Regions from separate parts of the Homo sapiens genome. Here regions 2, 3, 4 and 5 are each linked to region 1. Evidence: read pairs that join two places in POLR2A ChIA-PET (ENCODE). Cell type or tissue: MCF 10A. All regions are shown on one strand. Region 1 has its middle 18 kb from the start of CTDSP2. Region 2 holds the start of CYP27B1 (cytochrome P450 family 27 subfamily B member 1). Region 3 overlaps MARCHF9 (membrane associated ring-CH-type finger 9). Region 4 overlaps R3HDM2 (R3H domain containing 2). Region 5 holds the start of METTL1 (methyltransferase 1, tRNA methylguanosine).

Region 1 (4,000 bases):
AGTGTTCTCTAAAGAACCCCATGGACTTCCTTGTCTCCATCCAGTAGGACCAGGTGCAGGCCTTGGGATCCAGATTTATACCAGGTGCTACCAGAGCCAGCAGGCAGACCCAGCAGGAATCCCTTAAGAGCATTCTCAGGATATCCAGGGCTCGAGGTGTTTCCTGGGCCATCAGGACAAGGACAGGGAGGTCAATCCAGTGCCAGGGACTCTGCCTCCTGCCTCATTGCCAAGGGGAGAGACTCTACACAATGAAATCTGGATTACATACTAAAAGGCTTCAAACCCCTAAATGCAAGATGATGGCCCAGACTGAATCCTGAAACACAAAAAGGACAGGAGTGGAAACATGTGAAATCCAAATAAAGTCTGTAGTTTGGTTAATAGCATTGTTCCAATGTTAATTCTTCATTTTGACAAACGTACCATGGTTAGGTAAGATACTAATTTTGGGGGAAGCGGGGTGAAGAGTACATGGGAATTCTCTACACTATTGTTGCAACTTTTATGTACATCTAACAATTTTCCAAAATAAAAAGTATACTAAAATAAAATAAAGCTAAAAAAATTCAAGACCTAAGCTCAAGATTTAAGAGGCAGGAAAAGAAAAATATGAAGGGTGGGGCATGGTGGTGCATGCCTGTAATCCCAGCACTTTGGGAGGCCGAGGCAGGCAGATCACTTGAGTCCAGGAGTTCAATACCAGCCTGGCCAGCATGGTGAAACCCTGTTTCTACTAAAAATAAAAAAATTAGCCTGGCATGGCACGCACCTGTAGTCCCATCTACTCAAAGACTAAGGTGGGAGAATTGCTTGAACCCGGGAGTCGGAGGTTGCAGTGAGCCGAGATCATGCCACTGCACTCCAGGCTGGGGGACAGAACAAGACTCTGTCTCAAATATGTATGTATATATGTGTGTGTGAGTGTATATATGTATACATACATATATACACATACATCTATGCATACATACATGTATGCATACATACATGTATGCATACATATATATGTATGTATACACATACGTCTGTGTACACAGATGTATGTGTACATATATATATACACACACATACACACACACACATATGATTATTGTAAGTGTTTAAATTCAAAGAGCTGGGTTAGGTTAGGACCCCTCTTTTGGAGTTCACTATAAACTGTCCCCTTTTCATCGACAAAGAATTTCCAGGATTGGAGTAAAAATGGAAGCAAAGGAGCTCTCTGTATAGAGCGTCAGAGTGGGCGGTCAACCCGGACTAACGCCAACATCAAGGTCGGGTGAGGCCTGGCACCCGCTTGGTCTTTCGGCAATCCCGCCGGCGCTGCAGGAAGGGCAGGCTGGGGCCTGGGCTCTGCGGCCCCCCTCTCCGAGCTCGGCTCCCCGGGGAGGGTCTGGCGGCCGCGCTCCACTTAAACCCGGGGCGCTGCCAGAGGCCCCGGACACTCGGGCCGCGCCCCGCGAGGGCCCCAGCGCTGGCGGCCCCGCCTTGCCCGGCCAGCCGCCCTCGGAGGAAAAGCTGTTGCTCAACCCGGAGGAATGCGGGGCCGGCGCTCCGGCGGGGGAAGCGCGGGAGACTGCACGGCCGGCGGTGGCCGCAAACTTCGCCCCTCTGGACACTGCGGCTCCGGGCGGGAAAAGAGGGGCGGCCCCAGGCCGGGCCCCCAGCCCGGAGGTGGCCCAGCCAGAGCTCCCAACTTCGGGGCCGTTTAAAAACGGCGGCAGACGCAGGCCCGAGGGCCGAGGCAAGAACCTCCCACGGAAAGCTCCAAGGAGGCGGGGATTTCTGCCTCACTGTTGTGTTCGTGATTCATCTGCGGCGCCTGAAGAGTGTCTTGAACATAGTAGGCGCTCAGTAAACATTTTTGAAAGAATAACATAATCCCTCCCGGCCTCAGTTTCCTCCCGTCTACAGGAAGGGTTTGATCTCAGAGGGCCCTATCAACTCTGAAATTCTAGGATGCTGAGATTAAATCCCATGTGTACTACTGTGGTTTTGCTTTTAGTTTTTCGGGGACATTTTTAGTGCTACCCTTTATGATGTGCCAGGAGTGAATTTGACACCAGATGGCTTTTTTTTTTTTCTTAATAAGAAAGAAGACAAAGGGAGGGAGAAAAATATTTTCCAACTGGCAGTGCTGACAGCATTTTGGAAAAGAATCCAGGGAGGCAAAGAGGAGCTGTTTCAGCCTGATTCTGCCTTCTCCTGCACACTCTGCCACCCTGGCCTCCACCACAAACGAGGTAGATCTGAGTGGAGCTTTTTATGGATGAGGCAAAGGGAGCATCATTACAGAAGACTCCACCCCGAGTTAGCACTTGCTTTGTCCTCTGTGGCAGTCACAGCGAACTGGCCCCTGAGCCGCATGGTGGTGGATTCCAGCTATAGGCAGGGCTCTGGCTAAAGGCTGGATCTGGTGTTAATTAGAAGAACAGAGAGACACCTGGCAAATCAAAAGCTGGCGCTCCCTGCCTGGGGAACATGCAGGAAAAATAGCCAAAGTGGCAGTGCCTCTTCTGGAATTCCTCTTCTCTGGGATCCCAACTCCCTCTCATGGAAAGGCAGGGTGGAGAAGGGTTCCTTGCTCAAAATGACCTCTAGCTGAGTTTTTAATATGTCATGGCGCAGGGAAGGGAAATTCCTAGAATAAGACAATTTGGCAGTGTGCACAGGGGTGCCGACCAGGGATGCTGCAGGCAGTCTGCTTGGGTTCAAATCGTGGCTCCACTACTTACTAGTTGTTTGATAAGGATAAGTGACTTTATCTTTCTGTACCTTAGTTTCTCCAACTGTAAAATGGAATAATTAAAATTCCCACCAAAGGCAATTGTTGTGTGGACTGAATTAGATAATACAAGAAAAGTGACAGTGGTCTGCCTCTTCAAACAGACACTGGCACAAGGCAAGCACTCAATATTTTCTTATTTAAGTGACAGGACCCCCAAAACTAGAACCTTGTGCTGGACAGGTCTCAAAATGGCTGCCTGTGAAGAGCCCCACTGTGGTACTATCAACTTTGGGCAAAGAAGTCTCCATCCAGCTGACAGGTCCCTCCCTCCTCCTTCACATCCCCAGGAAACTGGAGGAAGGCCACACACGATGAGCAGAAATTATGTGTCAGGCTCCAACTTGATGGATCACCTCCAAAGGGATCTTGGAGGGAAGAAGGGAGTAGTGGGCAAGGAGAAGAGGACTGTTGGTGCCAGTTTGGGAGGCTGGGACTAATGCAGTAGATGGTATATAAACCAGTGCACTGTGTACCATAGGTGGCTTGTGATGGCCACCCATGGTCTATACCTCTGTTGAATGTCCTTGATTTTCTACTGATAAATTGTTTCAGATGCAGTGTTCTCGAATTTGACCAGCAAACTCCTTGAGGCCAAGTCTTGTCTTTCTGTCATGGTATCCACCCGACACAAACATGTCAAAGATGCTACTCACAAAGTAAAGACTTCAGAGGCGCTTATTGACTGGATGAGATGTTAAACAGGGGAGCAGATTGGAATTCCAGACTGCATGGGCAAGGGGAGACAGAGGCAGCTGGGCATGTAAGGATCAGAGGTGTGACTCATCTGCTGGCCCCAAGTATCCTCCCTCAAACCCACAGTAGAAAATCAAGTAGCAGATCTATTTATCAGTAGAAAATCAAGGACATCCAACCAAATTATAGACCATAGGTGGCCAGCACAAGCCACCTATGGTATATAATGCACTCCAAATATTCCACTCAAACCTCTCCAGCTTCCAGAAAGTCAGCAACACCAGGGTTCCCAACCTGTCCTGCCACAGGGGAGGTGATATCCATGCCAGCCCTGGGAAAATATATCTCTCCAGCTGCTCTGTCATTCCTGGCCTGCAGGAGCCTCCAAGGCAAACTTTGCTGCCATTTCTTTCCCTTTTCTGAATGGACATTGGACTTCCATTGCTGTAGTCAGGACAGAGCCCACAGTTGCCCTGAGATGTCTTCTGGAGTCCTCCTAAGTTTCTTCATGTGGCTGGC
Region 2 (4,000 bases), 99 kb after region 1:
GGGGACAGTTACAGCTGTGCCTCCCCTGCTTCCCTTCCTGGAGGAGCTGAAAGATGGGGAATTCCTGAGGATGGGCCTAAAGGGGCTGGGCTCACTGGTAGAAGTGGGAATATCAGAGACTGACTAGTGTAGCTTGGTCACCTAGTCCCTACTAAAAAGCCTTATAGCCTTTCCTAGGATGAGACTTTGAGGCTCCTAGACAAAGGCACTCTCCCAGGAGGAAAATCTTAGGCCCTCCCTCCCATGAGGGTCATTGCAACATGAGACCCAAGGGAGTTGTGAAGTCAGCCCCAGCCCCGCCTACTGTTCCTGGGTGCTAATCCCCAGCACAGACCACTCAGGAGGAGGGATTGGCTGAGGAGCTTGGAGAGGGGGCGTCATCACCTCACCCAAAGGTTAAATAGGGGTTGAGATATGATGCTCAGGAGAAGCGCTTTCTTTCGCGAGCACCCTGAACCAGACCATGACCCAGACCCTCAAGTACGCCTCCAGAGTGTTCCATCGCGTCCGCTGGGCGCCCGAGTTGGGCGCCTCCCTAGGCTACCGAGAGTACCACTCAGCACGCCGGAGCTTGGCAGACATCCCAGGCCCCTCTACGCCCAGCTTTCTGGCCGAACTTTTCTGCAAGGGGGGGCTGTCGAGGCTACACGAGCTGCAGGTAGGAAGGGACGCCTTTCCCGAGACAGAGTGCTGGGGAAACTGGTTTTGACAGCGTCAGAAAGGACTGACTAGTGCAGAGCAAATGTGGGACAGCCAGAGAGAACGGATGCCCATGAAATAAGGAAAAGGCGAGTTGAGGCTGGGGGCGGTGTGGCTACACTCGGGCAGAGCCCGTCCCGACTCTTAGCAGAGGGCGCTGCGAAAGCGCCTTCTCGCTGTCCTGAGGTGTGGAGATCCTGCAGATAAAGTACAAGTGCGCGGGAGGGGGAGGCCGGAGTGGGCAGTACCCTCCGCCTGCTTGCGGCTTAAAGCTACATGGGTTCCTTTTCATTCACTGAGGACTCGTCCTGAGATGGACAGTCCAGACATGGAACTTTTAGAGATTTCTCCTCGACCGAGATGATCAGAGAGGTCCTGAATGTCTGCCTTGCACAAAGTTCCGGTTTTGCCCATCACACTCAAACTTTCTAGGGATGGGAAATGAGAGAGGAGGAGTTTGCAGTATCAAAGGCATACACTAGTTGGGCACCCGAGAAAGAGCAGAAGCTCCCTATTCCCAAGCCCAGTCAACGCCCTTGGCGTGGGCACAGGTCAAGCTGAAAGTCCCCGCCCAGGTATCCAAGTGTCCGCTGTGTCCGCTCCCCCAGGTGCAGGGCGCCGCGCACTTCGGGCCGGTGTGGCTAGCCAGCTTTGGGACAGTGCGCACCGTGTACGTGGCTGCCCCTGCACTCGTCGAGGAGCTGCTGCGACAGGAGGGACCCCGGCCCGAGCGCTGCAGCTTCTCGCCCTGGACGGAGCACCGCCGCTGCCGCCAGCGGGCTTGCGGACTGCTCACTGCGTGAGTCTTCTCTGCCCCCAGAAGCCCAGACGCCCTGCAGCGGCCCTCTCCTGCTGCGGGTCCCGAAACTATCAATCTGGGGGCATGGTGGGAGGTCGGCTGTCCCACTCTACCATTGGGCATCTTGGGGTTCCCATCCCAGTCTGCTTCACCCACACTCAGGTTGAGCCCCAACCTCACTCCCCGCCTACCTCCTTATCCTTTGAGGCCCGAATCCTGGGAACTGGGGGAACCGGAGGAATTGGGCTAGGGTACAAGGATCTGGATGGAATGAATGTAAGGTTCTGTGACTCAAGTTACCCGGGAACCCCGGCCCCTGAGGGCAGGAAATGAGTAAAGAGGAAGGGGGCTGGAAGACAGGCGCAGGCCGGTGCAGGTTTCCGTACCCCAAGGGGGCAGACGCAATCCCTCTCCTGGCCACCGCAGCCGAACGCGCTCCTTCACTGCAGCCAGTCCCGTCGAGCCGTCCCCACCTTCCCGATGCGCACTCTCTCCTCAACCCTGCAGGGAAGGCGAAGAATGGCAAAGGCTCCGCAGTCTCCTGGCCCCGCTCCTCCTCCGGCCTCAAGCGGCCGCCCGCTACGCCGGAACCCTGAACAACGTAGTCTGCGACCTTGTGCGGCGTCTGAGGCGCCAGCGGGGACGTGGCACGGGGCCGCCCGCCCTGGTTCGGGACGTGGCGGGGGAATTTTACAAGTTCGGACTGGAAGGTGAGTCCCAGGACAGAGCTGGGCAGGCGTCGGGGGCGCCCTACCAGAGCCTCCCGGAACCCTGACGGCGCCCCCTCCCGACAAGGCATCGCCGCGGTTCTGCTCGGCTCGCGCTTGGGCTGCCTGGAGGCTCAAGTGCCACCCGACACGGAGACCTTCATCCGCGCTGTGGGCTCGGTGTTTGTGTCCACGCTGTTGACCATGGCGATGCCCCACTGGCTGCGCCACCTTGTGCCTGGGCCCTGGGGCCGCCTCTGCCGAGACTGGGACCAGATGTTTGCATTTGGTAAGGCACAGGTCGAGGTGGAAATGGGGGAATGTAAAGCTGTCCAGGGGTAGCGAGGTATTCACGTGCCTTCTACCCACGCAGCTCAGAGGCACGTGGAGCGGCGAGAGGCAGAGGCAGCCATGAGGAACGGAGGACAGCCCGAGAAGGACCTGGAGTCTGGGGCGCACCTGACCCACTTCCTGTTCCGGGAAGAGTTGCCTGCCCAGTCCATCCTGGGAAATGTGACAGAGTTGCTATTGGCGGGAGTGGACACGGTGAGGTTCTCCCTCCGTGCTGTGAGCCGGTTCCAGGGCTTAGCCTCCGCAGACTCCGGCTCCATTTTTCTGTTGCAGGGGATCCATTATGGCCACGTAGACCAGCTTGGCTTAGCACCCTGTAGCCCCAGACTCTTCCATAATCTGCACCCTCTGCTGGGTTCTCACACCCAACACCTCTCTTGCTTTCACATGTTTTTCAGGTGTCCAACACGCTCTCTTGGGCTCTGTATGAGCTCTCCCGGCACCCCGAAGTCCAGACAGCACTCCACTCAGAGATCACAGCTGCCCTGAGCCCTGGCTCCAGTGCCTACCCCTCAGCCACTGTTCTGTCCCAGCTGCCCCTGCTGAAGGCGGTGGTCAAGGAAGTGCTAAGGTGAGGGGGAAGGAGAGGAGGAACAAGAGGAAATGCCAAGGAAGGGCTGGGGAAGCAACTAGTGGATGGAAGCAGGGAGATAGCAGAGAAAAATGGCCCTCTACTCCTGGCCAAAAAGGGTTTGGAAGTTGGAAACAATGAGAAGGGGGCTGCAGCCCCTAGCCTCATCTTGTTGTCTCCATTTTGTGCTTTGCAACCTAGACTGTACCCTGTGGTACCTGGAAATTCTCGTGTCCCAGACAAAGACATTCATGTGGGTGACTATATTATCCCCAAAAATGTGAGTAAAGCCTATGCACCCTTTCTACTGAGCCATTCCTCACTATCTTGGGCCCCAACCCTGTTCTCAAACACTCTCCTAAAAGCCCTTCAAACACTCCCCTTGACCCCTCTCTAGGATATGCCTTTCTAGGATGTAATGGAACAGTGGGGAGATCCTTCCAAAAGTAGCCCCAGAAAACTTCCCCATCACCCACCAGGACCTGCCTTTGTCCCTGTCTGAATATCCTCTTCTTCATGCCTGCCCTATTCTGAGCCCAAACTGACAAGTTTGTTTTCCTTTGCACCAGACGCTGGTCACTCTGTGTCACTATGCCACTTCAAGGGACCCTGCCCAGTTCCCAGAGCCAAATTCTTTTCGTCCAGCTCGCTGGCTGGGGGAGGGTCCCACCCCCCACCCATTTGCATCTCTTCCCTTTGGCTTTGGCAAGCGCAGCTGTATGGGGAGACGCCTGGCAGAGCTTGAATTGCAAATGGCTTTGGCCCAGGTGAGTGCTCTAGATTTTATACCTTCCCCAGACTGGAGAGACCCTAACCCTCTAAAGTTGTGAGCTCTTTCCCCTGACAAGCATAGGAAATCATATAAGACCTGGT
Region 3 (4,000 bases), 110 kb after region 1:
TCAGGACTTGCCCCCCTTCCCCTACCGCTCACCCTATTCCAATTAGCTGGGTGTAGATGGAGATTTCACTTCACACTTCTTCCTCCTCCACACCTTGGCCTCCTGGCCTAGACATGGCTCCCTGACCGCAGAAACTCCAGTAGCCACCAGGCCTTTTGCAGGGGCATCTAATTATGCAAGATCTACAGAGGGGCAGGGCAGACCCAAAGCCTCGTACAAAGATCAAGGTTTCTGTGCATTTTCTGCCCTTCTCAACTCCTTCCCTACTGTATACTCAGTCTCCACCCCTATTCCTCTATCACTGAACTCAATTTGAACCTAAATGACCAAATTTTCAGCAGATTTGATCTTTGAGGGAGAATAAAGCCCAGCTTGTCAGACCCTTTACCCTGGAATCAGTGATGAGAATTCTGCCCATCCGTACTCCCTATTTTCCACTGGGCAAGTAGGAATGCCCACTTGAAGAGGGCAGCAGTTCCCATGACCCTTTCCTGGACAATGATCTTTTTAAGTTGGAAAAAGGAAGAAGAGGAGACCATACTGATTGCTGGCCCCAACTCCCATACCAAGACTTCCATTAGTGCTGAAGGAGAGGGGAAAGTGTCCCACTTGGCCTCATTTTAGGACCCAGAGTGTAAATGGATACAGTGTGTTTGTGTGTGAGTATGTCTATTTTCTTTGGTATGTCTAACCTTCCCTGCAGAGCCATCACAGAGGACAGCTCAGGCTTGGCACAGGAAGCTCCACATGTGTCCTATCTACCTGAGCCCTATCTGCTGGTATAGATATTAGTAGTCACTCTGATTTGCAATCCCCCATTTGGTCCCCACCAGCTCTTCTGAGAATGGCAAATCAGTAAAGTCTGGCCTTTCTGTCTCCCAAGATGGGGGATATAGAGGGTTCTCTCTCTGGGGAAACAGTTTCCTACTGAGCAGACGGAGGGTTCAGTCTCAGTTCCCTATCCACTCTACTCCCTCAAAAATTGGAAGTTATATACTTCCACACTTTGAAATTACTTGAACCGCAGTCCAGCTTTTGTTCCTACATCCCAAGGCTGGTCTGGATGCCAGCACCATGGACAGCAACCAAGACCCCCTTTGGGAGAGGGGAGGGGACAAGGTTTCCTGGGCAAGGATGTGTGTGGGCCTTTGCAAGGGAAGCATTTTCTCCAAAACATCCCCAGGGAGGAAGGAGGCAAAGCAGAACCTTCCCTGATAGAAGGATCAATAATAAGAAAGGCCTCCAGATCTGACTTTAGCCGTGAATGAAGGAATTATTTAATTGCTGTTGAATGGTTTACTTAAAAACAGCATCATTCATATAATACACAACCCCAAGGTCACAGAAGAAAGTGCCCAGGCTTCAGGCTGACCCACATTGTAAACAGTCCTTCCCAAATCTTTTCTCTATAAACAACAGTCCTCTATGCTGCTGCCTCCAAACATAATGCCATCCATTAATACCACTGGCTGGGCACACCGGGATCAAACCTGTGACCCTAAACTGCCATGGAAATAGCTTAAACTGGGGTTGGAGACTCATAACACTGAGTGGGGGGATTCCCTCCATCTCACTCCAAATGAGTCCAAATTCACTTCACACTGCTTTTCTGGGTGAGCACAGTACTTGAGAAGGACTGATAGAACCCAGATGATCTCCAGAACAAGGCAGATGGCTCCAGCCTTCCCCAGCCCACAGGCCCAAATATTTAGAGTCAGAGGAGTTCTCATTCTTAACAAATAACCACCATGCTTCACATTTGCAATGTCTATTTCCCCTCATATTTCCATACCTATTATGTCACTCAACACAAAATTCCATGATTCTGTGCAACTCCAGATGAAAAACACATTTTAGAATTTGTTACACCAGCTACTATTTGAAATAAATGGACCATCAACTATTCTAGAAATCTCTTTATGTCATTGCTGATTTTCTCTGCAACGGCATCCAACCTGTCCCTCATTTATCCTTATTCCAACCCTATGAAGTAGACAGGAAAACCAGAGCTAAGAGATTTTTTTCTATATCACACAACTCATAGGTGGCAGGTCCAGGTCTACCCTTTAGATACCTCGGAGTGCTGCCACCTAGCAGCCAACATGAATTATTCACCAGCAAGTGGGAGTCACACCTACAACTCAGAACCCACTGCTGCATTTGGGATTTGCAACCTGTGCAGAGAAACCTCCCCACATCTCCCAACCCTCCAGAAAAGCCCCAGATGAGAAAGGAGTCTCCACGTGCATATAAATGATTCTTTATGCCCTTCCCCCATGCAATGGGGGATGGAGCAGGGGGAACTCCCCGCCCTCATGCAGGGAACGGGAGGTCAATGTATACTAGTCTTATTGCCAGATGCCCTGTGGCCATGGGGTGGGGAATAGGGGTCTACAGCCCCTTTCTTCTGGCATTGGTCCCCCTTCACCAAGTCACCGTGGTGGAGCTGGGGGGCTGGAGGCCCTAGGAGCTGAGGTAAAGACGGTTCTCTCCAGGGAAGGAAAGCTGCTCTCCCCGCCTGCCCACCGGCCGTCTCTGGATGAGTGGGAGGAGCTGCCAGCGGGTACTGAAATGTCATCCAGGTGTCTCTACCCAGTGGGCAGTGAGGCCAGACAATGTCTCCAGCTTGAGGCTACCCACACAGATCCTCGGTGACGGGGGCAGCATGCCCCAAACACCTTGTCCAGCTGGTACCTCCAGCAGCCATGAGAGTTCTTCTCTGACTGATGCATTGACTCAAGATCCCTGCTCCTGGAGTCCAGTTCAGACTGTAGTGACCCTCATGACAACCTCTCGGCCAGAATGGGAGCTGGAACGGGCATCTGGTGGCCGCAGCTGCCCAAGGAGGTGCAAGATTGTATAACCGCAGCGCTGAGGCAAGAGCGTCCGCATGCGCTGGGCAGCTGGGGGGCGGCTCGTGGCCCCAGAGGTGGGGCCCGTCCGTGAGTTCCTGGGGCCTGACTTCCCTGCCGTCCCTCCCCCTGCATCTCCTCCTATGTCCTTGGTCTTGTCATAATTTAGGACCTTCCACTGCTGGTTCACTGCCTGCCAGCGCTTGAAGATGCGGTAGACAGAGGAGCCTTCATGGATGATGAGGCCTGAGCAATAGGAATAAGAAATCCAGGGTTAACTGTGGCCTAGATCTAGGCCAGAGGTACTTAAGCAAGCATTTCTTCAGAGTGAGAAGATACAGTTGCAAAGGGCCCTGGAGAAGCAGGGAAGTGGGTTGAGGGGGCACCAGGATAGCACTAAAGGCTACAGTGGCAGAAAATAAAGCCAGGAAACTGAGGGGATGGGCAGGGGAGTTAGGTGTGTAAGAGGAAGATACAGAGCAGGTAAAGGAGAGAGAGGTGCCCTCACCTATGCAGACGACATCCATGAAGCCATACATGCCGTAGCAGATCTGAAAGAGCAGATCCTGTCGTTGCCACTTGGCTGAAGGGCTGAGTGAGGACCAGATGAGCCAGGAGATGCTGGCAACCAGGAAGAGCGAGCCCAGAACTATGGCAGCAATCTGGACCTTCTCGATGACCGTCAGGGAGATGGCCTGCCACTGTGTGGGAGAAAGGGCTCCAAAGAGTCCCAGAAAGGGATGGAGGGCCAGGTGATGGGTGGCCCTGAAGAGCAGGGTGCTCCAGGAACCTTCCCTAAAACCTTCAGGCAGGATCAACATCTGTCTTCTCTGTGCCTTGATTAAATCTAGAATGTGGCACTTGTCTGACACCATTTGTCTTACTTTAGAAAGGCAGGATTGGGCAAGTGCTCTGAAACCAAAACATCTAGATTTGAATCCTAAATCTTGACTCCATCACTTACTGGCTAAGTAACCTTGGGTAAGTTTTCAAATCTTTGTGCATCAGTGTCCTCGTTTGTAAAAGGGGATAATAATAGTATCTAATAAGATTATTGTGAAGATTAAGAGTTAATACACACCAAAACTTGACACAGAAAACACTACATATTTGCTATCATCATCAACATCATTTTTTCTTTTCTTTTT
Region 4 (4,000 bases), 600 kb after region 1:
GTTTGAGACCAGCCTGGCCAACATGGTAAAACCCCATCTCTACTAAAAATACAAAAATTAGCCAGGCATGGTGGTGCACACTTGTCATCCGGCTACTTAGGAGGCTGAGGCACGAGAATCACTTGAACCTGGGAGGCAGAGGTTGCAGCTCATGCCACTGCACTCCAGCCTGGGCAACAGAGCAAGACTCCGTCTCAAAAAAAAAAAAAAAAAGAAAAATTATGGCCAGGTGCGGAGGCTCACGCCTGTAATCCCAACACTTTGGGAGGCCAAGACGGGCAGATCACCTGAGGTCAGGAGTTCAAGACCAGCCTGGCAAACATGGTGAAACCCCACTTCTATTAAAAATACAAAAATTAGCTGGGCATGGTGGCGTGCATCTGTAATCCCAGCTACTTGGGAGGCTGAGGCACAAGAAATGCTTGAACCCGGGAGACGGAGCTTGCAGTGAGCCGAGATCGCGCCACTGCACTCCAGCCTGGGCGACAAAGCGAGACTCCATCTCAAAAAAAAAAAAAAACAAGCCAAGAGTGGTGACGCACCCAGTAGTAACAGCTGCTCAGGAGTCTGAGGGGAACAATCGCTTGAGCCTGGGAGGCTGAGGCTGTAAGGAGCTGGCATCGTGCCATTGCACTCCAGCCTGGATGGACCCAGATAGGGAGTGGGACCCTGTCTCTAGGGGGAAAAAAAAAGAAATGACATTGGTTGCCTCAGCCCTGAAAAGCTATGTCTCTGCATTCTTAGTTTTCTTTGTTTTTCTTTTTTCTTTTTCTTTTCTTTTCTTTTCTTTTTTTCTTTTTTTTGTTTTCTGAATCTAGCACTATACTCACATGCCTTTGGGTCATGAAATGAAGACACAGAAGACCTGTGTCTTCTGTACTTATCCTTCATATAGACAGCATTTCTTTTCTCTTGGGAGGGTGAGGGAAGTTGATAAAACGCTTTTTAACTTAGAGCTTAGATTTGTTTAGCAGCTTTTGTTGTGTGCTCACATACATTGTAACATTTTAATTCTCACCATAACTTTGTGAGGAGGAAATTTAAAACTCAAAGAAATTAAATGACTTGCCTAAAGTCACAATCCTCTAACTTGAATTTGGGTCTTTTGACTTTCCGCATCCCATACTGAGTCTTCAACACATTTTCAACACTTTTTTTTACTCAATTTCTTTCTCTCCAGTGGAAAATAAATGGACATCATGTTACACAGCTAAGGGCCCTCTTTGGAGAGGCCAGCCATTCCAAGTTAATAAGTTTATGCCATGCAGCCTTTCACTGCCTTTGCCAAGAATTCCCCTAACACGCAAGTACAGCTGCCCTTGTTTGTATCCCTTTCACCCTACCCTCAAATAGCAATACACTGCAGTTAAAGAAACTTTAGGGGACTGTGTGCAGTGGTACACACCTGTAATCCCAGCACTTTGGGAGGCCAAGGCAGGAGAATTTCTTGAAGCCAGGAGTTCGAGACAAGCATGGGCAACAAAGCAAGACCCTATCTCTACAAAAAATTTAAAAATTAGTTGGGCATGGTGGCATGTGCTTTTAGTTCGTCCCAGCTACTTGAGAGGCTGAGGCAGGAGGATCACTTGAGCCCAGGTGTTTGAGGCTGCAGTGATCTATGATGGTGCCACTGCATCATGGTGATGTCACCCTGTCATCATGGAGAGCAAGACCCTGTCTCAAAAAAAAAAAAAAAAAATCTGGAAGGAAGTCTTTTGTTTTTTCTTTTCTTTTCTTTTCTTTTTTTTGAGACAGAGTCTTGCTCTGTCACCCAGGATGGAGTGCAGTGGTGCAATCTCGGCTCACTGCAACCTCCACCTCCCAGGTTCAAGCAGTTCTCCTCCCTCAGCCTCCTGAGTAGCTGGGACTACAGGCGCCTGCCACCATGCCTGGCTAATTTTTGTATTTTTTTTTTTTTTTTTTTTTAGTAGAGGCAGGGTTTCATCATGTTGGCCAGGCTGTTCTTGAACTCCTGACCTCAGGTGATCCGCCCGCCTCGGCCTCCCAAAGTGCTAGGATTACAGGTGTTGAGCCAGCTTCCCAGCCCAGCTGGGAAGGAAGTCTTTTTTTTTTTTTTTGAGACAGAGTCTCTCTCTGTCGCCCAGGCTGGAGTGCAGTGGCGTGATCTCGGCTCACTGCAGCCTCTGCCTCCCAGGTTCAAGCAATTCTCCTGCCTCAGCCTCCCAAGTAGCTGGGATTACAGGCACATGCCGCCACAGCTGGCTAATTTTTAAATTTTTAGTAGAGACGGCGTTCACCATGTTGGCCAGGATGGGCCTGATCTCCTGACCTCATGATCTGCCCACCTCGGCAGGAAGTCTTAATTTAGCCTCCAACCATCTCCTTTCCACTCTATCGTGGGAATGTCAGAGTGCCCTCTTCTGGTGAGAGGGAGATATTTTGTCAATTTTCCCTATTTAGAAATGGAATATTTTCACTTGAAGATTTTTTGTACGTCACTATGTTGGATGCTGTGGAGTAGATTCCAGAATTAATCTTACTCATTAGACATGATCAGTTCTTACCTTTAAGGAGCAATGACTTCCAGGCCAGGCATGGTGTCTCATGCCTGTAATCCCATCACTTTGGAAGGCCAAGGAGGGTGGATCACTTGAGGCCAGGAGTTCGAGACCAGCCAGCCTGGCCAACATGGCAAAACCCCATCTCTACTAAAAATACAAAAATTAGCTGGGCATGGGGGTGCACATCTGTAATCCCAGCTACTTGGAAGGCTGAGGCATGAGAATTGCTTGAACCCAGGAGGCAGAGGTTGCAGTGAGCCGAGATTGCGCCACTGCACTCCAGCCTGGGCAACATAGCGAGACTGTCTCAAAACAAAAAAAAAGGAGCAATGACTTCCGCCTTCATACAGGCTGAGGTTTTTAATTCAAAAGTCCTTAACTTTTATTATGTTATTGGTCTCTCTGGCTGTTTCTCCTAGTGTCTGCCAGGGGCACTTGGCCTTAAAATTTCCAGTGGGGTATAGATATTGCAGAAACCAGCTCCAAGAAGCACTGTAGCCTATGGTGGTGCTGGGTACTGCGGGGCATTTTTTCTCCTGCATGTACATGTAGGTATACTTGTATGTGCATTTTTGTGTGTATCCTTTGTGGCATGTCCTTATATCTATTGGGTCACTGTGGTTACATCTATTCATCTTCAAATGCAAGATCTTTGAACCATAAACAAATCAAGTGAAAAGAATTTTTCATTACCTACTCTGTCATACTAGGTTAATTTAAGTAAACTAAAACAACAGTTCTGGAAGTTGGCAACACTAGAAATCTGGACCAGGGTTAGAAGAAAGAGATAATTAATGTAGGCTTCCCACGTCAAAAGAAATGGAGAATCCCTCTTTATCGTCTGTTTTCCTTGCTTCTTTGGAATTTTCTCAGTTTTATCTCCTTTGTTCTTAGTTACCCTGGTTGATCCTAGGCTTCTGACTGACCCCTTGTACTTTTCCTAGATAGTGGTATCTTGTGTTCTACCCATATCATGTAAAATACTGTATTCACCATATCGATCTTATAGGTCTTTAATCCCTGTTTGTGGAAATCTAAGAGGAGGTGGAAAAAGGGAAACAAGTGCTTCTTGTGCCTCGTTTACCCTATACTGAAAAGATAGACAGCAGGCATAACCCACAAGGGCCCCTCTGTCACCTTCAGAGGACAGTTGCCTGCCCTTCTCTCATGTAGCAACATGGTCACTTTTCCAAAAATAAAGGCAGGGATTAGGATTAGCTGTTCCTGGAACAACTGTTCTGGTTTATTAATACATTTTTGTAGTTGCCCTGTTTACCCCCAGGCCTGAACTTTAATTCCTTCACTATAGTATGAGACATAACTCTAACCCCAGGAAAGACTTCTCCCATTAAAATGATGGTTGCAGGTCCCTTGAGGTTTCTACAGGGGTGCTTGTCTGGGGAAGATGCACACAGACATGAAATGGCAGTGATACCTATACAGAGACTCCCAACTCACAGTGACACAGCAGCATGGAC
Region 5 (4,000 bases), 93 kb after region 1:
ATAAGCTTGTTTCTCTTAGCAATAAAAACCTAAGGAATCTGAAATATATTCATAATAAAGTTATAAAGCACTCACGAAGTTTAATGTCTGCAAGTCTCCCTACAGAGTACCCCCATATGTGCATCTTGACAGAAGACCATGTCCAAAGCCAAGGCGCTTTTAAGTGACAGTATTCTCCATAAAATCACAAAGAGTAACACAAGGCTGGGTGTCGTGGCTCACGCCTGTAATCCCAGGCGCCTCGCGAGGCAGATGGATCACCTGAGGTCAGGAGTTCGAGACCAGCCTGGCCAACATGGTGAAACGTCTTCTACTAAAAATACAAAAAGTAGCCGGGTATGGTAGCGCAAGCCTGTAATTCCAGCTACTTCGGAGGCTGAGGCATGAGAATTGCTTGAACCCGGGAGGCAGCGGTTGCAGTTAGTGGGGATAGCAGCCACTGCACTCCAGCCTGGGCGACACAGTGAGACTCCGTCTCAAAAAAACAAAAAAAATTAAAAACAAAAAAAAAGCAACACGATAGAAACAACTCCTTCTTATAGGCCTGCCTGAGTTTTATTTCCTGCCCTCCCCAATCACCCACCCTAGGTGCTTTGACAGGCAATTCGCGCTGTCTGGCACGCAGAAGCAGACGCCAAAATAAAAACAAAAACAAATTTTAAAAAAAAATTTGTTAAAAAGAAGGGGTTAGACTGGGCCCAAAGTTCTCCCCTCTCCCCCAAAGATCCACGAAGTGACCATTTCTCCGCGCCCCTGGGTCCCCACTCTCTCCCGTAAAAAGCCAGCTCACGCACCCTGCAGCGCTGCCAAGATCCCCACGATGCCTGTCCCCGCACCCAGTTCGATCACCTTCTTGCCTCGGAAATCCACATTTTGACTCTCGAAATAATTGCACAGGCTCAGGGCCTACGGGAGAAAAGACAGAGAAAAAGACAGTCGTGAGGATGGCTCCATATGGGAGAGGCGGAGTCCGGGATCTGGACCTCCCACGGACCCTCACCCGGCGCAGCCCATTCCTCACCGCGTCCCACACGCGCGCCGCCACCCCGAGGCGGGACCCAAAGTTCTGCGTGATGGTCAGCACATGCCCACAGAAACAGAACTGGCTCTTCTCCGAGTAAGAGTCTGCAAAGAGCCCGACCTCCCGCGGGAACACCGATTCCGACTCAGATTCGGGATCTGGGCCGGGGTCCGCCATCCGGCCCGCCAAGGGAGTGCCTGGGCACCGCGGCCGGCGCTCAGATCCCGGATCCGGAGCGGGGTAGAGGCTGGGGGCCGCGAGCCGTCGTGGTGTCCCTGTGGAACGAGCCCCGCCTCCCTGAGTTTGCCCTCCTTCCTCCAGTTCGATTTCCTGGAGGTGGAATGAGGAGCTGCCCCTCCCGCCCCGGCCCCGAGCGCACACTCGACGAAACCCACACGGGACCACAAGAGTCAGACCGGGCGGACTGGTCCGAGACCAGGAGTAAGGGGACAGGAGCGAGGACTGATGCCACTGTAGAAGGCGAGGTCTCTAGACCCCTCTCACCTGTGGGGTGCACAGGTGCCTGCAACCAGGATGGTAACCCAGACCAGGCAGAAGCAAGCTAAGAGAAAACGTTGGGTCCCTGGGCCTGGCCTCGCCCTCCCAGTTGGAGGCTAACGGTGCGGAGGTTCCCTCCAGCACTCGCTCCTTACAGCCCTCCCCACCTAGCCCAGCCCAGCCCAGCCCAGCCCAGCTGAATTTGCTCTTGGGTCTTTAAGGGGCGGGAACTGCCACCAACGCGCATGGCTGCGTCATTAACTTGCGCCTCTGGCCTGCGCCTCCACGTGGATTTGGTAGAGAAACCCCGGACTGGGATCATGGCAGCCGAGACTCGGAACGTGGCCGGAGCAGAGGCCCCACCGCCCCAGAAGCGCTACTACCGGCAACGTGCTCACTCCAACCCCATGGCGGACCACACGCTGCGCTAGTGAGGAGTGGGCAGAGGGAGAGAGAGGAGGGCGGGATTCTCAAAGCAGCCGGGAGAGCAGTTGTGCTGCAACTGCTGGGAGGATTTGGGGTAGACCCGGGAGGATCAGATGGGTGACGTCAGTTTTTGGGGGTGGGACCGGGAGATTCGACCGAGAGAGGAGTTGGCGGGTTGAGAGTGGGCGTGGCGTTCGGGCCTAAGTCTGGGTAGCGGTGCTAAGTTTGGGAAGAGAAATAAATTGTTACTGAGACTGAAGTGATAGAGGCAGAATGTCGTTTCCATCTTTTGCTTTTGTTTGTTGGATTTAATAAAAAGGCAAACATATACACAATCCTGCCCGCACCTTACCTTACCTTCCCTCCCCGCAGAGCACAAACACAAAGTAGGATCCCAGTGCATTAGGCAGCCAGTCTCGGGAGAAGGGGAACTTGTGCCCCAGAAAGGGCAGTTACCCGGCCAGGGTCACATCAACCGCCAGAAGTGGAGTTGGGCAGGTCAGCGTTTATGGGCCTCATGATGGTCCTATGATTCACACTGGGAGTTAAGGGTGGTTTCCATTGTCCCTCTTAGAGGCCACAGGGCCCAGTGTTACAGAATTTTTGAGAAACCCTCCTCCCTTTTACCTCCCACCCTCACCCACCCACACACTCTCACAGTACCACTTCTGCAATGGTGTGACCAACCTTCTCATGCTTCTTATGTCTTCTTTCCAATAGCCCTGTGAAGCCAGAGGAGATGGACTGGTCTGAGCTATACCCAGAGTTCTTCGCTCCACTCACTCAAAATCAGAGCCACGATGACCCAAAGGATAAGAAAGAAAAGAGAGCTCAGGCCCAAGTGGAGTTTGCAGACATAGGCTGTGGCTATGGTGGCCTGTTAGGTAACACTCAGGCCCTCTTTTTGGGGTGAGAAGAGGCCTAGTAGCTTCTGCTGCCTCAGCAACTTTTGTGGGGGGTCATAATTGGCCTTTCCCCTTTCGTCCAGACACTGGTGACATCAGCATGGAGAGGCTCCACCTACCCTCTACTCTGGGTCTGTGACCTTTGCCCTGGAGAGTGGAGGGGGCTGCCTCAAATGCTTCTTAAAACCTGGGTTGTCCTTTCTGGCGTCAATCCCTACATGAGCCATTTCATCTGCCAGGTTCCGGGTCAGTGAGCTGGTCAGCACAAGCATCAGAGATTAGCCGTTGTGGCCAGTGATCCTGAACTGTCTTTTCTCAGAGATTCTACCATCTCCCCTCCCCTTTGCCCCTCCCTCGCCAGATCTCATTCCTTCTGCCCCACTCTCCTGTTTTTTGGGTTCCTCTTGTATTGTCTGTATTGTCCCACCCATGCATGCCAAGCCACTCCCTATTTTTAGATCTTCCCAAACAGATAACAGCCTGATAGAGAAGAAGAGCATGGTACATAGAGGCAGAAAACCTTGGTTTAAGGTCCAGTTCTGCCTGGGCACAGTGGCTCACACCTGTAATCCCAACACTTTGGGAGGCTGAGGCAGGTGGACCACTTGAGGCCAGGAGTTCAAGACCAGCTACTCAGGAGGCTGAGGCAGGAGAATTACTTGAACCTGGGAGGCAGAGATTGCAGTGAGCCAAGATTGTGCCACTGCACTCCAGCCTGGGTGACAGAGCAAGACTCCATCTCAAATAAATAAGTTCCAGTTCTGCCCCTTCTTAACTCTATGATCTTCGGCATATCTGACCCTCAGTTTCCTTATCTTCACAATTTACCACAGAGTGTTATAAGGATGAAATAACACAATGTGTGAAAACACTGTGGAAAACTCTAAAGCAATGGCAAATATACATGTATCCTCAGCCCTCCCATTCTGGTCCTGGTGACAATTTTCATTTCTCCCCCCGCCTCTTGAGCATAAAACTATCCATATATGTATCTCTGTCCTCTCTTGCCGTTCTGGACTTTGGTAGTTGCAGGTTGAGGCTTCCTTTCCTGTGTTGACCCCTTTGCACTTCCTACAAGTATATGGTTGATGATTCCATTGCTATTTCTGTGTGCAGTGGAACTGTCACCGCTGTTCCCAGACACACTTAT

The links. ChIA-PET counts read pairs that join two places held together with the same protein. Peaks named below come from ENCODE experiments on the same cell type or tissue, not always from the same donor. Only the 100,000 strongest peaks of a DNase experiment are listed, where the experiment ranks them.
Region 2: POLR2A ChIA-PET joins it to region 1 with 7 read pairs; 9 of 35 experiments call an interaction of 5 or more read pairs at or near these places.
Region 3: POLR2A ChIA-PET joins it to region 1 with 5 read pairs; 4 of 35 experiments call an interaction of 5 or more read pairs at or near these places.
Region 4: POLR2A ChIA-PET joins it to region 1 with 6 read pairs; 1 of 35 experiments calls an interaction of 5 or more read pairs at or near these places.
Region 5: POLR2A ChIA-PET joins it to region 1 with 8 read pairs; 9 of 35 experiments call an interaction of 5 or more read pairs at or near these places.

What each region holds. Positions count from the first base shown.
Region 1 is chr12:57,862,946-57,866,945 of GRCh38, reverse strand. No RefSeq gene overlaps it. Among named protein-coding and RNA genes, the nearest start is that of CTDSP2, 18 kb to the right of the region's middle. RefSeq lists a silencer at 1,371-1,730. In MCF 10A, no CTCF peak of the experiment used is centred here; DNase peaks (open chromatin) are centred at 1,515 and 1,785.
Region 2 is chr12:57,763,505-57,767,504 of GRCh38, reverse strand. CYP27B1 (cytochrome P450 family 27 subfamily B member 1) reads left to right here and starts at 427. Exons shown (of 9, transcript NM_000785.4): 1 at 427-658; 2 at 1,308-1,498; 3 at 2,006-2,208; 4 at 2,294-2,494; 5 at 2,579-2,751; 6 at 2,955-3,127; 7 at 3,329-3,407; 8 at 3,697-3,894. The coding sequence starts at 464. RefSeq lists enhancers at 2,355-2,434, 2,406-3,184. In MCF 10A, CTCF peaks have their summits at 1,973 and 2,173; DNase peaks (open chromatin) are centred at 274, 954, 1,084 and 1,884.
Region 3 is chr12:57,757,661-57,761,660 of GRCh38, reverse strand. It overlaps MARCHF9 (membrane associated ring-CH-type finger 9), which reads right to left. Exons shown (of 4, transcript NM_138396.6): 3 at 3,361-3,553; 4 at 1,250-3,098. The coding sequence ends at 2,764. Among named protein-coding and RNA genes, the nearest start is that of MARCHF9, 4.6 kb to the right of the region's middle. RefSeq lists enhancers at 2,152-2,201, 2,322-2,381. In MCF 10A, a CTCF peak has its summit at 2,136; a DNase peak (open chromatin) is centred at 2,090.
Region 4 is chr12:57,262,320-57,266,319 of GRCh38, reverse strand. All of the region lies in intron 19 of R3HDM2 (R3H domain containing 2), which reads left to right. Among named protein-coding and RNA genes, the nearest start is that of STAC3, 13 kb to the right of the region's middle. RefSeq lists an enhancer at 2,240-2,534. In MCF 10A, a CTCF peak has its summit at 2,375 (motif pointing left); a DNase peak (open chromatin) is centred at 2,369.
Region 5 is chr12:57,769,923-57,773,922 of GRCh38, reverse strand. METTL1 (methyltransferase 1, tRNA methylguanosine) reads left to right here and starts at 1,818. Exons shown (of 6, transcript NM_005371.6): 1 at 1,818-1,949; 2 at 2,666-2,829; 3 at 3,967-4,000. The coding sequence starts at 1,840. EEF1AKMT3 (EEF1A lysine methyltransferase 3) reads right to left here and starts at 1,309. Exons shown (of 3, transcript NM_015433.3): 1 at 1,022-1,309; 2 at 795-906. The coding sequence starts at 1,198. RefSeq lists enhancers at 1,145-1,654, 1,785-2,074, 1,760-2,959. In MCF 10A, no CTCF peak of the experiment used is centred here; DNase peaks (open chromatin) are centred at 1,392, 1,762 and 2,072.